2 separate regions of the Homo sapiens genome follow, and region 2 is linked to region 1. Evidence: read pairs that join two places in POLR2A ChIA-PET (ENCODE). Cell type or tissue: OCI-LY7. All regions are shown on one strand.

The links. ChIA-PET counts read pairs that join two places held together with the same protein. Peaks named below come from ENCODE experiments on the same cell type or tissue, not always from the same donor. Only the 100,000 strongest peaks of a DNase experiment are listed, where the experiment ranks them.
Region 2: POLR2A ChIA-PET joins it to region 1 with 8 read pairs; 5 of 35 experiments call an interaction of 5 or more read pairs at or near these places.

Annotation. Positions count from the first base shown.
Region 1 is chr19:7,365,270-7,369,269 of GRCh38, reverse strand. The region is part of intron 2 of ARHGEF18 (Rho/Rac guanine nucleotide exchange factor 18); the gene reads right to left. Among named protein-coding and RNA genes, the nearest start is that of ARHGEF18, 18 kb to the right of the region's middle. In OCI-LY7, a CTCF peak has its summit at 2,100; DNase peaks (open chromatin) are centred at 2,089 and 2,369; H3K27ac peaks cover 1,124 bases.
Region 2 is chr19:7,114,712-7,118,711 of GRCh38, reverse strand. INSR (insulin receptor) reads left to right here. Exons shown (of 22, transcript NM_000208.4): 22 at 1,302-4,000. The coding sequence ends at 1,656. Among named protein-coding and RNA genes, the nearest start is that of ZNF557, 47 kb to the right of the region's middle. In OCI-LY7, no CTCF peak of the experiment used is centred here; no DNase peak of the experiment used is centred here.

The DNA.
Region 1 (4,000 bases):
GGCTGGTCTCAAACCCCCGACCTCAGATGATCCATCCGCCTCAGCCTCCCAAACTGCTGGGATTACAGGCGTGAGTCACTGCACCCGCCTAATTTTGTATTTTTAGTAGAGACACGGTTTCACCATCTTGGCCAGGCTGCTCTTGAACTCCTGACCTCATGATTCACCCGCCTCGGCCTCCCAAAGTGCTGGGATTACGGGCATGAGCCGCCGCGCCTGGTCAATTTTAGGTTTAACTTCCTAAGGACTCACTCTGCTGTTTCCACAGCCTGCCTTCTTGAATCTCTCCTTTGTGGCCACCGTCCTCATTTCCCTCCCTTCTCCCTGCTGACTCCTCCTCTGCGTCCTCTTCCTCCCTCTGCCTTTTGATCACCAGGGTCCCTCTTTTTCAGTCTCTTTCTAAAGAGCCACAGCTCTAGCTCTGGCTGGCCCTCATGTGACTTGGGCGGCAGCCTCCTTTCAAATTCCCACTTACCCCCCAAATGGCTCCATTCCTACCCCCAGTGCCTGGAAAACCTCCTACTGTCTTTTCTGTCGCAGCCCCCGAAGGTTTTTTTGTGTCTCTGGTTTTCATCCTCCTGTAAATATAAACACGTCAGGACAGCCTCTTGGCCTGGCTGAGCCTCCCTCTTTCTCCTGCATCTGGCCTCCCTCAGAGGAGGCAGAGGTGGGAGCCAGGCCAGAGATGGGGGTGGAGCTGGGGAGTGGGGAGCCAGGCAGTACAGGCTGTTCCAGCTCCCACTGGTAGGTACATTGAGGGAGGGAGAGAGGGGGTGTCTCATCTTTTATTTTGGAGCTTGCACCTTTGTTCTGACATATCTTGGGCAAGAAAAGATGAGAGCCAGCCCAGTGGGGGTCTTTCCAGGTATCTGAGTAAGCATCGTACGCTGCCCTGCTGGCCCTGACACCCCAAAGAGGATGCTATAAATCCAGGCTCCTGTTCCCTAGACCTGGGGGAGCCTTGGGGGATGGGATCCCCCATCAAATCCAGAGGTGAAACAGCCCAGGGTTCCCCACTCTTCAGAAAGGCTCACCACGCACAGTTTTGCATAGTACATGAATACATGCTTATTTTAAAAATGTAAATAGTTATTGATCTTGTTGTCTGTTGGAAAAAGATAACACACCAAAGCATAATGTGTCCCTGGTCCCATTTTGTCATGTAAAAAAGTGGCTTAATTTCAAACAAAATGGCAAGTAAATCATAGAGCAGATAGTCTTCTCCTTCCTTCCTTCCTTCCTTCCTTCCGCCCTCCCTCCCTCCCTCCCTCTCTCTCTCTCTCTCTCTCTCTTTCTTTCCTTTCTTCCTTCTTTCCAGGTCTGCACTACCATGCCCAGCTTTTATATATATATATAAAATATATATATATAAAAAATATATATAAAATATATATATATAAAAATATATATGTGTATATATATATATAAAATATATATATGTGTATATATATATAAAATATATATATGTGTATATATATATAAAATATATATATGTGTATATATATATATATTTTTTTTTTTTTGAGATGGAGTTTCACTCTTGTTGCCTAGGCTGGAGTGCAATGGTGCGATCTTGGCTCACTGCAACCTCCACCTCCTGGGTTCAAGTGAGTCTCCTGCCTCAGTCTCCCGAGTAGCTGGGATTACAGGTGTCCACCACCACACCTGGCTAATTTTTTTATTTTTAGTAGAGACGGGTTTTACCATGTTGGCCAGACTGGTCTCGAACTCCTGACCTCAGGTGATCTGCCTGCCTCAGCCTCCCAAAGTGCTGGGATTACAGGCGTGAGTCACCACGCCCGGCCCCAGCTAGTATTTTTTTATTTTTTGTAGAGACAGAGTCTTGTTATGTTGCCCAGGCTGGTCTTGAAATCCTGGGCTAAAGTGACCATCCCACCTCGGCCTCCCAAAGTGCTGGAATTACAGACATGAGCCACCGTGCCTCACAGGGCAGATGGTTTTCAAATGGTCATTGGGTAAAAAGACCTCAGTCAAGGTTTGCATCCTGCTATGGTAACTGTTGTTAGCTTAGCATGACCTCGATCAAGTACCTAAAGCTCTCTGAGCCTCAGTTTTTTCCATCTCTAAAATGGGCATACTGCCACCTACTTGTAGGATTGTGTTGTGCAGGTGAAATGAGATGCTTGGGCAATGCAAACCTTGGCGGATAGAATAATATATTGCTGTTTTTAAATTTCAGGAGTCAGGGGGCCAGGGCCGTGGCTCACACCTGTAATCCCAGTGCTTTGGGAGGTTAAAGTAGGAGGATCAGTTGAGACTAGGGGTTTGAGACCAGCCCGGGCAGCATAGCGAAATCCCATCTTTAAAAAAAAAAAACAACTAGCCGGATGTGGTGGCGTGCACCTGTAGTCCCAGCTACTCTGGAAACTGAGGTGGGAGGGTTGCTTGAGTTCAGGAGGCAGAGGTTGCAGTGAGCTATGATCACACCACTGCACTCCAACCTGGGTGACAGAGAAGACCCCGTCTCTACAAATAAATAATTAAATTACATAAAATAAATAAATTTCAGGAGTCAGGACCCTTCCTCTGAGCAAGCCTCTGACAACCCCAAATGGAATCACACAGTCTCCCCTGTCCTCATGGAGCTAATTGGAGAAGATAGATGATTAAGCCAAACCGTTATAGTCAAGAATGATAGAAGGTTCCAGCCAGCAGGCTGGGGAAGATCTGAGGGGGAACAGATTACGCTCTCCAAAAAGTATCAGGGAGGGCTTCCTGGAGGAAATGGCAGCAAGTGAAGGTCTGAGGACTGAGTAGGAGCTGGCTAGGCAGATACTGCAGGTAAGCACATTACAGGCAGTGAAAGAACAGGACATCCAGAAGTCTGCAGGCTGGAGAGCTCATGGCGCCTTTAAGCAAATGGCAAATGTTCCTATGGCTGAGGTGTGGACCGTTGGGGAACACGAGTCTGGTTGGCCAAAGCATGGATTTAATCTGGAAGTTTCCAATAGTGGTGGTAGGGAGGGCAGTGATTGGCCTTCAGAAAGATTATTCAGCTTGCTGGCTGGGCGCCGTGGCTCACGCCTGTAATCCCAGCACTTCAGGAGGCCTGAGGCGGGTGGATCACATGAGTCCAGGAGTTTGAGAACAGCCTGGCCAACATGGCAAAACCCCATCTCTTCTAAAAATACAAAAATTAGCTGGATGTGGTGGTGGGTGCCTGTAATCTCAGCTACTCAGGAGGCTGAGGCACAAGAATCTCTTGAACCTGGGAGGTGGAGGTTGCAGTGAGCCGAGATTGTGCCACTGCACTCCAGCCTGGGTGATGGAGTGAGACCCTGTCTCAAAAAAAAATACATATGTGTTCAGCTTGCAGAGCAGAGATGGGCTTGGATGGGGCCAAGATGCAGGCAGGTGGCCCAGCCAGGACACCCGTGCAGATTACCTGGGGGAGCCATGACGGGGACCACCACCAGGGAAGGAGAAGGAGGGTGCAATGCACAGAAATGGAGGGTCCTTGGGGTTCAAAATTCACAGGACTTGGTGCCTGATGGGAGAGGAAGGGACAAGGAAAATGCCCTGGTCTCCAGCTCTGAAGACAAAGTGGATGATGAGAATCGAGACTCAGGAAGAGGGGGCAGATTTGCCAGCGGGTGGGGGCACAGCCTTGCTGCCTACTCACAGGCCTGCCTGCTTCCCCAGAGCCCACCGTTCCCCCATTGCCGTGTTACCTGTCCAACTGCCTGCATCCCATGGTTCTCTTTCAAAGAGGTCCAGATCCCAGGGAGGGCGCAGGGCTAAACTCCAGTCCTGGTTCTGTGATCCTTTACCCGGGACCTTCCATGACATCTGGACTAATTCCTTCACTGCTTGCATCTCAGTGTCTTTTTTCCTCATTCTGTCACCCAGGCTGGAGTGCAATGGTGTGATCTTGGCTCACTGCAATCCCCACCTCCTGGGTTCAAGCGATTCTCTTGCCCCAGTCTCCCGAGTAGTTGGGACTACAGGTGCACACCTCCATGCGCAGCTAATTTTTGTA
Region 2 (4,000 bases), 250 kb after region 1:
CTCCTGACCTCGTGATCCACCCACCTTGGCTTCCCAAAGTGCTGGGATTACAGCCGCCTGTTAATTCTTTATACACTTAAAATTTTGTCAGGTAGCTGGGCATGGGTGGCTCACGCCTGTAATCCCAAGCAATTTGGGAGACCGAGGTGAACGATCACCTAAGGTCAGGAGTTCAAGACCAGCCTGGCCAACATGGTGAAACCCCGCCTCTATTAAAAATATAAAAATTACCCAGGCGCGGTCGTGGGCGCCTGTAATCCCAGCTACTCAGGAGGCTGAGGCAGGAGAATTGCTTGAATCGGGGAGGCAGAGGTTGCAGTGAGCAGAGACTGCACCATTGCACTGCAGCATGGGTGACAGAGTGAGATTCTGTCTCAAAAACAAACACAGACACACAAAAATTTTGTCAGGCATACATATTATATATTCCCCCCTCCAAATATATATGCATATGTACATATATATATATTTAGATGAAGTCTCGCTGTGTCACCCAGGCTGGTAGAGCGCAGTGGCACAATCACAGCTCACTGCAACCTTGAACTCCTGGACTCAGCCTCCTGGCTCAACCTCCCAAAGTGCTGGGATTACTCTTGAGCCAGTTTTGAAATGAGGAATCCCTTTTCAAAACCATCTTTCAGGCTGGACAGGATGGCTCATGCCTGGAACCTCAGCACTTTGGGAGGTTGAGGCAGGAGGATGGCTTGAGCCCAGGAGTTCAAGGCTGCAATGAGCTATGATTGCGCCACTGCACTCCATCCTGGGTGACAAAGTGAGAAACCCTGTCTCAAAAAAAAAAAAAAGCGGCCAGGCATGGTGGCTAACACCTGTAATCCCAGCACCTTGGGAGGCCAAGGTGGGTGGATCATTTGAGCCTAGGAGTTTGAGGCCAGCCTGGGCAACATAGCAAAACCCTGTCTCTGCAAAAAATACAAAAATTAGCTAGGCATGGTGGTGCACACCTGTGGTCCCAGCTACTTGGGAGGCCAAGGTGAGAGGATTGCTCGAGCCTAGGAGGCAGAGGCTGCAGTGAGCTATGATCATGCCACTGCACTCCAGCCTGGGTGACAGAATGAGACGCTGTGTCCAAAATAAGAAGAAGAAAAGCAAAAAGAAAACACCATCTCTCAGCACCTCTAGCAATGCTATTTCTGCCTTGACAATTGTCCACACACACAGCCAGCATCTGATGTGAGCACATGTGGTCCGTGGGTGTCGGCTGCAGGGACAAGAGTGGGGGTTTGGGAGGATGCGTGGCAGGGCCCCCAGACTCACCCAGGACGTGTCCTTCTGCCCCGCAGCACTGACCTCATGCGCATGTGCTGGCAATTCAACCCCAAGATGAGGCCAACCTTCCTGGAGATTGTCAACCTGCTCAAGGACGACCTGCACCCCAGCTTTCCAGAGGTGTCGTTCTTCCACAGCGAGGAGAACAAGGCTCCCGAGAGTGAGGAGCTGGAGATGGAGTTTGAGGACATGGAGAATGTGCCCCTGGACCGTTCCTCGCACTGTCAGAGGGAGGAGGCGGGGGGCCGGGATGGAGGGTCCTCGCTGGGTTTCAAGCGGAGCTACGAGGAACACATCCCTTACACACACATGAACGGAGGCAAGAAAAACGGGCGGATTCTGACCTTGCCTCGGTCCAATCCTTCCTAACAGTGCCTACCGTGGCGGGGGCGGGCAGGGGTTCCCATTTTCGCTTTCCTCTGGTTTGAAAGCCTCTGGAAAACTCAGGATTCTCACGACTCTACCATGTCCAATGGAGTTCAGAGATCGTTCCTATACATTTCTGTTCATCTTAAGGTGGACTCGTTTGGTTACCAATTTAACTAGTCCTGCAGAGGATTTAACTGTGAACCTGGAGGGCAAGGGGTTTCCACAGTTGCTGCTCCTTTGGGGCAACGACGGTTTCAAACCAGGATTTTGTGTTTTTTCGTTCCCCCCACCCGCCCCCAGCAGATGGAAAGAAAGCACCTGTTTTTACAAATTCTTTTTTTTTTTTTTTTTTTTTGCTGGTGTCTGAGCTTCAGTATAAAAGACAAAACTTCCTGTTTGTGGAACAAAAGTTCGAAAGAAAAAACAAAACAAAAACACCCAGCCCTGTTCCAGGAGAATTTCAAGTTTTACAGGTTGAGCTTCAAGATGGTTTTTTTGGTTTTTTTTTTTTCTCTCATCCAGGCTGAAGGATTTTTTTTTTCTTTACAAAATGAGTTCCTCAAATTGACCAATAGCTGCTGCTTTCATATTTTGGATAAGGGTCTGTGGTCCCGGCGTGTGCTCACGTGTGTATGCACGTGTGTGTGTCCATTAGACACGGCTGATGTGTGTGCAAAGTATCCATGCGGAGTTGATGCTTTGGGAATTGGCTCATGAAGGTTCTTCTCAAGGGTGCGAGCTCATCCCCCTCTCTCCTTCCTTCTTATTGACTGGGAGACTGTGCTCTCGACAGATTCTTCTTGTGTCAGAAGTCTAGCCTCAGGTTTCTACCCTCCCTTCACATTGGTGGCCAAGGGAGGAGCATTTCATTTGGAGTGATTATGAATCTTTTCAAGACCAAACCAAGCTAGGACATTAAAAAAAAAAAAAGAAAAAGAAAGAAAAAACAAAATGGAAAAAGGAAAAAAAAAAAGAACTGAGATGACAGAGTTTTGAGAATATATTTGTACCATATTTAATTTTTAAAGTCTCTGGTATTAGCCTCATAAGTTATTGACTATTCCCCGGGGTTGGCGGGGAGTGGGGACATGAGTTGGTCTGCCTGTTGTGGGGCCGGGAAGGGGAGGGAGTCAGGCACAAGTGGCCTCTTTGTTTGGTCTTAAAGGCATCCATTTCTGGGAATGAAGCCATGTTCGCTGCTAACACTTTTGGATGTTGTGAGGCCACGTGGAGTGTGTGAGAGACTAGGTTTTATGGATGGTCTGGTTCAGGTACCAGGTCTGCTGGAAGGTTCCTGTTCGGATAAGCTGGTAGCTACCTAGCTCTGAGCCTGCCTTCAAGAACACCTGTGTTCATCCTCTGATTCTCTGTGTGTACCTCTTGTGGCGTTTCCTCTCCCGGGTGTGAACATCCTAACCGTTATTGTGCAAACCCAAGAACGTCAGATCCCAAAGCACAACAACCTGGATGGACTTTGGGAACATCTAAGCAATGTAAGAGAGAGGTGCACTGAGAGTACGTCTTGGTCCCCTCCACCCTGAGAGCATCTGACGGTCCTCAGTACTGAACTCCCGGAAGCTGCTCTGAGCCCGGTGACCTCATCTGGGCCAGGTGTGGTGCCTGAGCTGAATGCTCAGGTGCTTACAGTGTTGCAATCCCTAAGAGAGTAGAGTCTGGAGGAGAAACCGTGAAAAAGACCTTACACACCACCAAGAACTTCCGAATGGGCGTGAATCCACCGTTTCTTCTCTTTGCAAAAAGAACCACCACAGCTGCTCAAAGAACACAGTGAACTCATCACTTTGGTTCATCAAAAAATCATCGCCCATGCGTTATTCCTGAGTGCATTTTCTTACAACTTTTTGACTGCTTCCTTTTCTTCTTCTCTTAAGAGTTGTGGGCTTAAGAATGGGATAGAGTCATAATGGCAACCTCCAAGCCCTCTCAATTCTTGATTAAGAACACAGGTAGACATGAATCCCAATTGTCTATTGCTATCTTATTTATATGATTCGGGAAAATACAGCATGTAAAAATATTGCTGAGGAGCCTCAGTGATTGGGTACAAGAAGCAAGAGTACAGAAATTATTTTTGCCAAATTTATTTTGTAAATATGAGGGTCTGTACCTAAATTTAAAAAAAAAACACGTAGAACTAGGTATTTTGTTCTCTTCTTAGTAAATTTGTAGTGGTTGTATACTACACTAGCTGCAATTTTCACATTTTTCTAATTCAGAAAGGTTTTTCTTATATTAGGGGAAAAAGTATTTATTTTAATATATAAAATCACTCTGAAAATCACTCTCATAAAAAATGGAGCGCATGTAAATTTTTATCAAAGAA